3 separate regions of the Homo sapiens genome follow, and all the other regions are linked to region 2. Evidence: chromatin contacts called from ENCODE Hi-C or POLR2A ChIA-PET data. All regions are on one chromosome and are shown on one strand. Each heading gives the region's core, a stretch centred on a gene start or an enhancer-like site at or near the end of the contact. The rest is flanking DNA. Distances are from core to core; before and after follow the strand shown.

The links. A loop is a pair of places that touch in the nucleus more often than their neighbours do. ChIA-PET counts read pairs that join two places held with the same protein, here RNA polymerase II (POLR2A). Pooled maps may share reads with other maps.
Region 1: a map of naive thymus-derived CD4-positive, alpha-beta T cell shows a loop between it and region 2 (6-fold over the local background). The contact joins the promoter of VTI1A here to the promoter of NHLRC2 in region 2. A Hi-C loop is called at or near these places in 2 of 168 maps with a recorded cell type or tissue (both naive thymus-derived CD4-positive, alpha-beta T cell), 2 of 37 single-sample maps with no recorded cell type and 10 of 50 pooled maps.
Region 3: a loop to region 2 is called in a map with no recorded cell type, with 5 times the contacts of the local background. The contact joins the enhancer-like site here to the promoter of NHLRC2 in region 2. A Hi-C loop is called at or near these places in 1 of 37 single-sample maps with no recorded cell type. POLR2A ChIA-PET finds 5 or more read pairs at or near these places in 1 of 52 experiments (Panc1).

What each region holds. Positions count from the first base shown.
Region 1 is chr10:112,445,894-112,448,724 of GRCh38, reverse strand. VTI1A (vesicle transport through interaction with t-SNAREs 1A) reads right to left here and starts at 1,510. Exons shown (of 8, transcript NM_145206.4): 1 at 1,258-1,510. The coding sequence starts at 1,351. ZDHHC6 (zDHHC palmitoyltransferase 6) reads left to right here and starts at 1,811. Exons shown (of 11, transcript NM_022494.3): 1 at 1,811-2,020. RefSeq lists enhancers at 1,445-1,704, 1,905-2,024.
Region 2 is chr10:113,853,206-113,856,246 of GRCh38, reverse strand. It overlaps NHLRC2 (NHL repeat containing 2), which reads right to left and starts at 1,586. Exons shown (of 11, transcript NM_198514.4): 1 at 1,197-1,586. The coding sequence starts at 1,374. DCLRE1A (DNA cross-link repair 1A) reads left to right here and starts at 2,165. Exons shown (of 9, transcript NM_014881.5): 1 at 2,165-3,041. RefSeq lists an enhancer at 402-1,106 and a silencer at 1,117-1,476.
Region 3 is chr10:115,000,269-115,003,328 of GRCh38, reverse strand. No RefSeq gene overlaps it. Among named protein-coding and RNA genes, the nearest start is that of LINC02626, 7.1 kb to the right of the region's middle. Within about 2 kb of position 1,753, at least 7 of the 41 ENCODE cell types and tissues checked have a DNase peak (open chromatin) inside an H3K27ac peak, as active enhancers do.

The DNA of each region.
Region 1 (2,831 bases), core at 261-2,760, 1.4 Mb after region 2:
GTGAAGTGCCCACCAATCCGCAGATTAATGAGCACATCCACCTTTCTACACTTTATATCCTGGAGCTAGGGTAGGGACAAGTCTAGCAGCCAGATGATGGTTCAATTTCCCTAACAAAACTAAACAAAAATGTAAAACCCTTTTCTGTAACTAACTACTCTAATCTGTAGAGAAAGATAGTCCCCGAATCAACATTGTACAAACCATAGTTACAAAAGATCATATTTATATTCACCTGCTCATTCACTTATTTTCCTGAGCCCCTAATAAGTAAACGCCAAGGAAATCAGACACAGCTCCCACCTTCACATAGTTGACAGTCTAGCATAGAAAATAAGATGTGCTAAAACACAAAAGGAAACACAAAAACAAAAACATTTCCAGATGGGAGATGTGAAATTTTTAAGTGTGAAAAATTATCTTGTACCAAGTTTTACATGAAACTGGGTTATACAATAAATCCCCAAGAAGGATGAGAAACAAGAAATGGGGGTGGGGGGTATGAAAAATACTAATGCTAATACAGCAACTAACAACACCAAAAGTGACTTTAAATATGTTATATAAATTTAATCTACCTAACAACCCCATGAGAGAAGTACAATTTTCCCCCATTTACTAAGAAGGAAAGTTGAAAGAGACTAAGAAGTCTGTTTAAGAGGCACAACTTTTATTTTATTTATTTATTTGAGACGGAGTTTCACTCTTGTTGCCTAGGCTGGAGTGCAATGGCGAGATCTTGGCTCACTGCAACCTCCGCCTCCCGGGTTAAGAGGCACAACTTCTAAGTGACAGAGGTAGGATTTGAATCTAGGCACCCTGATTCTTACCTCTATTTTGCCGCATATAATTATAACAATATTATTACTAACACAACAACGCCGCTGTAGATTGTAGATCCATAGGCTACATACTTTCATTCATTTTCTTTGAATACTCACATGTCTATAATTTACAAATGAAAACATTAAGACTCTTAAGACGTTAAGAAACGTTTCCAGGTTATGCAAGTTACAAGAAGGTAGAGCCGGGATTCGAACTCAGATGGCTCAGATTCCGAAGGCTCTTTTCACGGCACCCCACACCCGAACTTGACTCCTTACCCTCAACCAAGCCAAGCCGTATCCCTCCTGGGAACAGCCGGCACCACCCACTCCAGCCTCGCGCCTCATAGACACACTTACTCGGGCGGCGTTCCACCGCCCGCACCCTCCCAGCTCTCCCCAGCACCCTCGTCCAGCCGGGCAAGGCTCTCACCAGGCGGGAGTCGTGGGACCCTCGCAATCTTGCTGGTGATCTCTGCAGTGAGCACCGCGAAGTCCTGCTCGTAACCTTCGAAGTCGGACGACATGGCGGCTCCGGAACGAGTAGCCCAGGCCAAAGCCTAGGTCAGGGAAAGGGCCTCGAGGGGCAGCGAGGGGCCCCGCGGCTTAGGAACCCCGGAAGGTGCCCCCGAGAGCAGAACGGAGAACCGGGGACAGCTCTCAACCCAGCCGCTTCCTGGTTGTTCGTCGCAATCTCGGTTCTCCGGAAATTGGGTTGCGTGCGTGCTTTATTTTCCGCTCCGACTTTAAGATAAGTAAGTTCGCAAAGGAAAAGCGCCCCAATTAGTGCCTCCCCCCAGAAAAGCGTATGAAAATATGCAAGTTCTGAGGGATCATTAGAAGCGTTTTTTCCCCCCTTCGTGTTCTGGGAATCGGCTCCGGATCCACACGCTACAAGGCACAGCAGCTTGCTTCCGGAGGGAGGTTTGAGGCGGCGAACCTCCGGAAGTGACAGTAACAGAGACTGCGCAGGGGGCCTGAGCGGGAGAGTCCTGGCGAGGGCGCTGGCCGAGAGGTGCTCGGCTTGTAGCAGGTCCCGCACTCCAGCCTCTCGCTGCCAGGGTTTGCTCTCTGCTTGTCCTGGGCTGAGGTGTCCATGACGGAGTCATCCAAGGAGGAAAAAATCTGTTCCGGGTGAGCCCAGGCCGCCCCGGATATGCGATGGCTGAGGAGCAGACACCAGGGACCACACTGAGGTGGGAGTCAAGGCAGGGAATATAAGCACGATTTTGGTGGTCTTTGTCCCACCAGAGTGGGAGCAGGCTCTCCTGAATGTTGAGACCAACCTGGCTTACCAGGATATTTCTTCCTTGGGTGAGGATTTATTTCTAAGCCCTCTGCTCCATGACTCGGGCGGGAAACTGAGGCACAAGTCAACAGCGTCTGCTGCGTGGTAGTCTGTATTATCCATGTAGCTCAGATCCTCTTCCAGATCTTCAGATCCAGTCCAGGCAGAGATGCCCTTCCACAAATCTCTCCGGAGCTCGCCGCCCTGCCTTCCATTTCCCTCGCTCCTGGAGGCACTTCCTCTTCTTTCTTCCCTCGAATCTTCTAATTCAGGTTCTTCTCATATACTCTTCTGGTCATAATTTCACACACACCACACACACTCTCGCTCTATCTCCTCCCTTCCTTTCCTTGCATGCTCTCTTTGCTTTCACTGTCGCTCCTTTACTTTTGGGCCAAATTGACTGTTCTCTTGATGTTTGGGTGGCGGGGTGGAGGAGACTGCAGGCAAATGGCATAGACCATGTCTGACTCATACTTGGCTTAATTCAAGACTTCATAAGAGGCAGCTTAGAATTTCATAAAGGGAGGTCGTTGACTTGCCTTCTATTCTGGTTCACCTGTTACTTGTGACCTTGGTCTAATCACTCAGCCTCTCTAAGACAATTTCTGTTCTATGAAGAAGGAAACTGAATTAGATCAACTCTAAGGTCCTAAAATTCTTTGTCTTCTCAAACTATTCACTAAGCGTTGGATGGTGACAGTCCCCTGACAAGCGGA
Region 2 (3,041 bases), core at 337-2,836:
CATGCCAGCACCATCAGGCAAAGCAATGCTACTCCCATCCAAAGAAGGTAAAATACGTTTTCATTTATCATGGCAAGATATGCTTCACAAACATCCCTGCCGGGAATATCTGTTCCTTCATGCTCCAAAAGCTCACATGGCCAGGATTTAAACCCTGGAAATAGGCTATAATTGATTCCGATTTTTAAAAGTATTAGTTTCACGACTTTGAACGGAGAAGCACAGTACAGCTAAGAAACCAGCAAATCCAGGGCCTGTATAATCCAACTGGGGCAGTTATCAGCTGTGAGGCCCTGGGCATGTGACTTAACCTCTCTGTGCTTCCATTTCCTCAACTGTGAAAGGGGAATGATAGGAGCACCTCACTGGGATATAGAGGTAATTGAATAAGGTAATATCTCCTCAAGTGTTTAGGTATCCCCTCAAGTGTTTAGGACTGTGTGTGGCAGGCCGGGCGCGGTGGCTCACGCCTGTAATCCCAGCACTTTGGGAAACGGAGGCGGGAGGATCACTTGAAATCAGGAGGTCGAGACCAGCCTGGCCAACATAGTGAAACGCCGTCTCTACTAAAAATACAAACAAAACAAAACAAAACAAAACAAAACAAAACAACTAGCCAGGCGTGGTGGCGCGGGCCTGTAGTCCCAGCTACTCCGGAGGCTGAGGCAGGTGAATCGCCTGAACCTGGGAGGCGGAGGTTGCAGTGAGCCAAGATCACGCCACTGTACTCCAGCCTGGGAGACAGAGCGAGACTCCGTATCAAAAAAAAACAAAAAAAAACCCTGTGTGTGATACATGAAAAAGTGATCAATAAATGTCAAGATGATGCAGAAAGATGACCAGAAGACACTGGGGAACCAGATTGAATGGACAGAATGGTGTGGACGTTGCAATCATTGCCACCGGGGACACTAAATATTCACGGAGTGTCCACTTGGCTAATATCAGGCGCGGGCGGAACTCAGGATACACAGACGAGTATGTGGATCCCCGTGCCAGGGAAACCCCCGTCGGTGGCCGCTTGGGGACCCCTGGGAATTGCAGAACACGCGAACAGCGGCCCAAGTTAGGCGAAGGGCCACTCCCCGGGGCGCCAGCGGCACAAACCCGCCTAGCCCACCGCTTCGCGGGAGGGCGCCGTCCCCGAGGAAGGGGAGGTGCCGGGAGGGGCCCCCACCCCGACGCCAGCCCCTCACCTTCCGGAAACTCGGGTACTGACAAGTCCTGCTCCCAGCCGTCCACCTTCTGCAGATACTGGTAGACCAGGCTGTCCTTCTCCTGCTGGGTAACGGCGTCGAGCAGGGCGTACTCTAGCGAGGTCTGCGCGGGGAGCAGGCCGGAGAGGCTGCGGCCCCGGCCTCCGGGCGCCGCCATGTTTCCGCCGGGCTCCCGATGCGGCCGCCGGGCCCGCGGGAGAGTCTCGCTGGGAGAGACGAAACGTTCACTGTCCTGTGGTTTCCAAACGGCGCATTCACCTCACCCTCCACTAGCCCCACTCCACGCCAATGACACTTTTTTCTTTTTAAAGCATAGGTCCAAGTGCCAAAAGTCCAAATCGGCGCAGTTCCCGGGGACGTAATTAAACTGCCGTCCGACCCACCCCGCCCCTTTTCGGTCCCCACGCCGCAGCCGAGCCTGGACATTGAGAGCGTCAGATTCAACATGGAATAAGGCCTTAGGGACAGCGTCCCAGAGGCGCTAAGGGAAACATCCCCAACCCTCCACATTGGGAATTAGCGGACTTTCGAACACAAATAAAATACAATAAATCCGTAGGACTTAAAAGGGCAATGTATTTTTAAAAATTATTTTTAAAGTCTCTCTCTTTGAACAGCATCCGCCGATTCGACACGGCACTGGCAGCGGGAACTTGTTCCCGCCAAGACCCTAAAGGTAAAGCGGGTAGGGATAACCTCCAGAGAGAAGGCTTTGTAAACTGGAAGTGACTGGCGCGAGTGGCTTTCACTTATACACAAACACAGCGTTTTGTCATCTGGGAGTGCTGAAAGTGCGGGCGCGAACACATTTTTAGATGGGGGTGCCGGGAGGAGCGGATGCAGCTGGAGCGGCTCCCTTGGGGTGCCGAGTGGCAGGTGGGGGGCGGTGAGGGTCCTTGAGGGCGGGCCTTAGAGTCTTCAGAAGGGCAGGACTCTGAGGGCTTTTTGGAGCTCGCTATGCTTAACCTGGAGATGATTAAGGCCCCGCTTCCTGGCCTCCCAGCCTCTAATGCCAAAAGATAAGGGAGAGGCTGGCGTGTGACCCCGTTTTGAGTCAGGTGGACAGAGGGCTGGCCACCTTCGGAACCATGGGTGCAATACGGAGTCAGACCTCAATACAAGCCCACTCTTTCACATATTTGAACTTTTTTCACATATCAACTTTTTTTGTTCACTGTGCAGGGATTGTTCATTGCTGCTGGAGGAAGATCATGGACTGTCGCGGGAAACTGAAGTGGTTGAGTATCCACTAGTCGTGGATGAGGGCAGTGACTTCGCAGTTTTTTGCGAATTACACATCTCTTTGATTATGTTGTGACTAGTTTTGTTAGATAGTCATTTAGTGTTTGGGATACCTGTTAAGCCCTTTGTCCAGGGACTGTGGTTGGATTTATGAATTATTTGGACGGTTGTCCACTTGAAAGAACTGACAGTAGCTTCATAACAATGTTACAAATCTCGTTCTAAGATTAAGCTGTTGAACCTATATTTGCCATTAGCGCTTAATTTTTGAAGTATTATTTTTATGAATCAAGCCCTGGAAAAGGACAAGATATTTGAATGAAATAGCACCCATAATGGAGAACTTCACAGTTGCTACTCCTGTGATAGGTTTATCTTAGTTTCATTGTGGTATAAATGGAATAGCAGGTGTTGTCAGGTACAAGGTTTGTAGCTTGCCAATATGTTCATTACCAACACTGCAGATTCCCATTGAGTTGGTGGGGGTTTTGTTACCTTTGTTTTTTTTCTCAGCAAAATAATTCTATAACTTTTTGTTTGTGACAAGAAATGGACTTTCAGTTTACTTAAGATTAATACTTC
Region 3 (3,060 bases), core at 504-3,003, 1.1 Mb before region 2:
CCAAAGATATTTGATTGTTAAAAACCTTACTTAGGTGTACTACTTCCAAAATGAATAAGAAGATAGAAATGAAGGCTTCAGAAACAAAATACAGGATCTGAGAAAACAGGCTGGGCACGGTGGCTCATGCCTGTAATCCCAGTGCTTTGGGAGGCTGAGGTGGGTGGATCACCTGAAGTCAGGAGTTCAAGGCAAGCCTGGTCAACATGGCGAAACTCTGTCTCTACTAAAAATACAAAAATTAGGCATGGTGGTGCATGCGCCTGTAATCCCAGCTATTCGGGAAGCTGACAGGAGAATCGCTTGAACCTGGGAGGCAGAGGTTGCAGTGAGCCGAGACCACAGCCACTGTACTCCAGCCTGGGTGACAAAGTGAGACTCTGTTTCAAAAAAAATAAAAATAAAAAGATCTGAGAAAACATAATCAAATACTTCTCTGAAGAATTTCAACACTGAAATGGCCTCTCTTTTGTCACACATGGCTAAAAAATCTCCTTATATTGGGTTCTGAAGCATTTTCATGGAGCATGATCTGTGAGTTACTATACACAGCATCATAAATGCAATTGTTGACATTTTTTAAAGGGAAACAAGCATATCTATTCTACCAGGTTTGTGAAGGAATAGAAACATAAAGGCCAACCCTTTAGCTATATCCATACACGGGGTTCATATTCTGCATGAAGAGCCTATTAACTTTTGCATATTTAGGGTCCCCAGTCAGAGCTTCCAGCCTTTTTTGCAAAGTTTGGTTGGGCAATGCTGTGACCCATTCCAGCATCTACCATCCCACCTGAGAAAAGGTGGTCATTGAGATATGGCAATTGTTCTTTTATCCAGTTGGGTGAGGCCATTGAAAATGTGGATCTTGTTCTGAAGCTCTCTAATTTCATGTTTGAAGCACAAAGCTTGGGCCTTGGCTGAGCAAACAACCTCAAGAGGCACTATGGCAACCTTGGCTTCCATAAAATTGTTTTTCCAAGAGAGTGGAAGTGGATGCCCAATGTCTTGTAGCTCCTTTGAGTACCAGGTGATTCTAAAGAATCATTTGCTGTTTGACCCAAAGAAACGTGACTGCCAGAGGGAAGAAAGCCAATTGAGCTGAGAAAAGCAGTATTTAAAGACCAAGGCAGGAAATGAAGCAGTGAGCAGTTGCTAGAGCAGCAGCACCTGCGTATGATGAGCAAAGTATCTGACCACTGGCACATCCGTAGCCAGCTCTGTTGAATCCCCTATTATAATTCTGATTTCTCTCACTCAGTTCAGGGATTTGGAATTGGGCAGCCAATTCTGTGTTTACCTTGGTAGTAACACTCCTGCATATGCAGTAGTGTCAGGAAGTGAGTATTGTTACAAGCAGAACATCTGGTGGAGGAACATATTATCAATCCTGTAATAGATAAAAGAACCACAATCCTAAACCCTCAAATTCATTTTTTGGCTTTCCTGAGAGAACTGAGAATTGTGGGTAACCTTGAGGAGGGAAGGAAACAAGCTTCACTGAAGCTGGGCTCATTTTCAGCTGTCAGTGGAAAAACACAAGGCTGCACCAGTCTCCGCTGAAACTCTCAGACTCGGCCAGTAGTTGTTTTCCAGCTTCTTGTTACCTTTGAAATCCAAACATTTTCGATTTCTTCCTTTCTGCTGTGCCAGCAAGACGGAGCTAAGTGAGACAGTTTGCACCAGGAAGGCGCCACAATTATGCACTGTGTCACCACCGGACACGCAGCTGGGGAATGTGCAGGGCGCCTGCAGCCGAGGGGCCAGAGTGTGCTTTTGAAGACGTGATCATAGCCACTTTCAGTTCATCTTGCCTTAAATCAGTGGACAAAAAGAGGCAGCTGACACTCCGCTTGTAAGGGATAGTAACACCATAATAAATCACATTTTTTCTGTGCCAGTTTTCTACCTTGCCCTAATTTCATAGATGAAATCACATGTGTAAAACTGACTTTGCAATTTAGCTCTGAAGTCCAGAAAGGCTACCCAGGGAGCACCGTGCCTTTTTTTATACTTATTCCCTGATATATTAAATCACCTAGAAAGCTGGAGGAAAAAGCTCTCCTGCCTGAGCAAGTGCAAGGAGGGTGCCATCTGAAGGATAGTCCAACATTGTAAAGCTGAGTGCAAGTGGAAGACCTAGGAGTAATAAGAATAACAATTATCATCTTTCTATTTTTAACCTCAGATGCAGTGAGTTGATTAATTTACACTCCTCAGTTCATGGCACATTTTTATTGTTACTCCTTCTGATTCCTACTCGTTTCATGTATTTGTTTAGGTTCCATTACAGCTTACGGACTTACCCCCACTCCAGCCACCACCCCATAGGGTAACCGTTCGAGTATGTTTAATATACATGTATCTATTTGTATGTGTTCTTACAAATTGTGTAAGCATATATTATCAATTTACATAATGGTACCGTGTTATGTATCTTTCCCTTTCCTTTTTCACTCAGGTCGGTTTTTAAGATCCAACTTTGTTGCCATGTGTATATTGAGTCTATTGATTCTAATTGCTTCAGAATACTCCATGACTCTTATCTCTTCATTAGGTGATTACTATATGCCAGATTCAGTACTAAGTGATTTAGGTATATTGATAACTTGGATTACCAATAACATTGAGAGTGTGAAGCATTTGTGTTCATCAAAAGGGATGTGAGTTTCTCAGAAGGCCTAAGAGACCTGGCTCTCTGGAGGTATTTTCTTTCTTTCTTTTTCTTTCTTTTCTTTCCTTTCTTTCTTCTTTCTTTTTCTTTCTTTCCTTTTCTTTCTTTCCTTCCTTCCTTCTCTTCCTTCCTTCCTTTCTTTCCTTCTCTCTTTCTTTCTTTGTCTCTTTCTTCTTTCCTTTTCTTTTTTCTTTTTTGTTTGTTTGTTTTAAGAAAAGTCTTGCTCTGTCGCCCAGGCTGGCATGCAGTGGCGCAATCTTGGCTTACTACAACCTCCACTTCCCGGATCCAGGCTATTCTCCTGACTCAGCCAACTGAACAGCTGGGATTACAGGTGCCTGTCACCATGCTCGGCTAATTTTTGTATTTTTAGTAGAGACGGGATT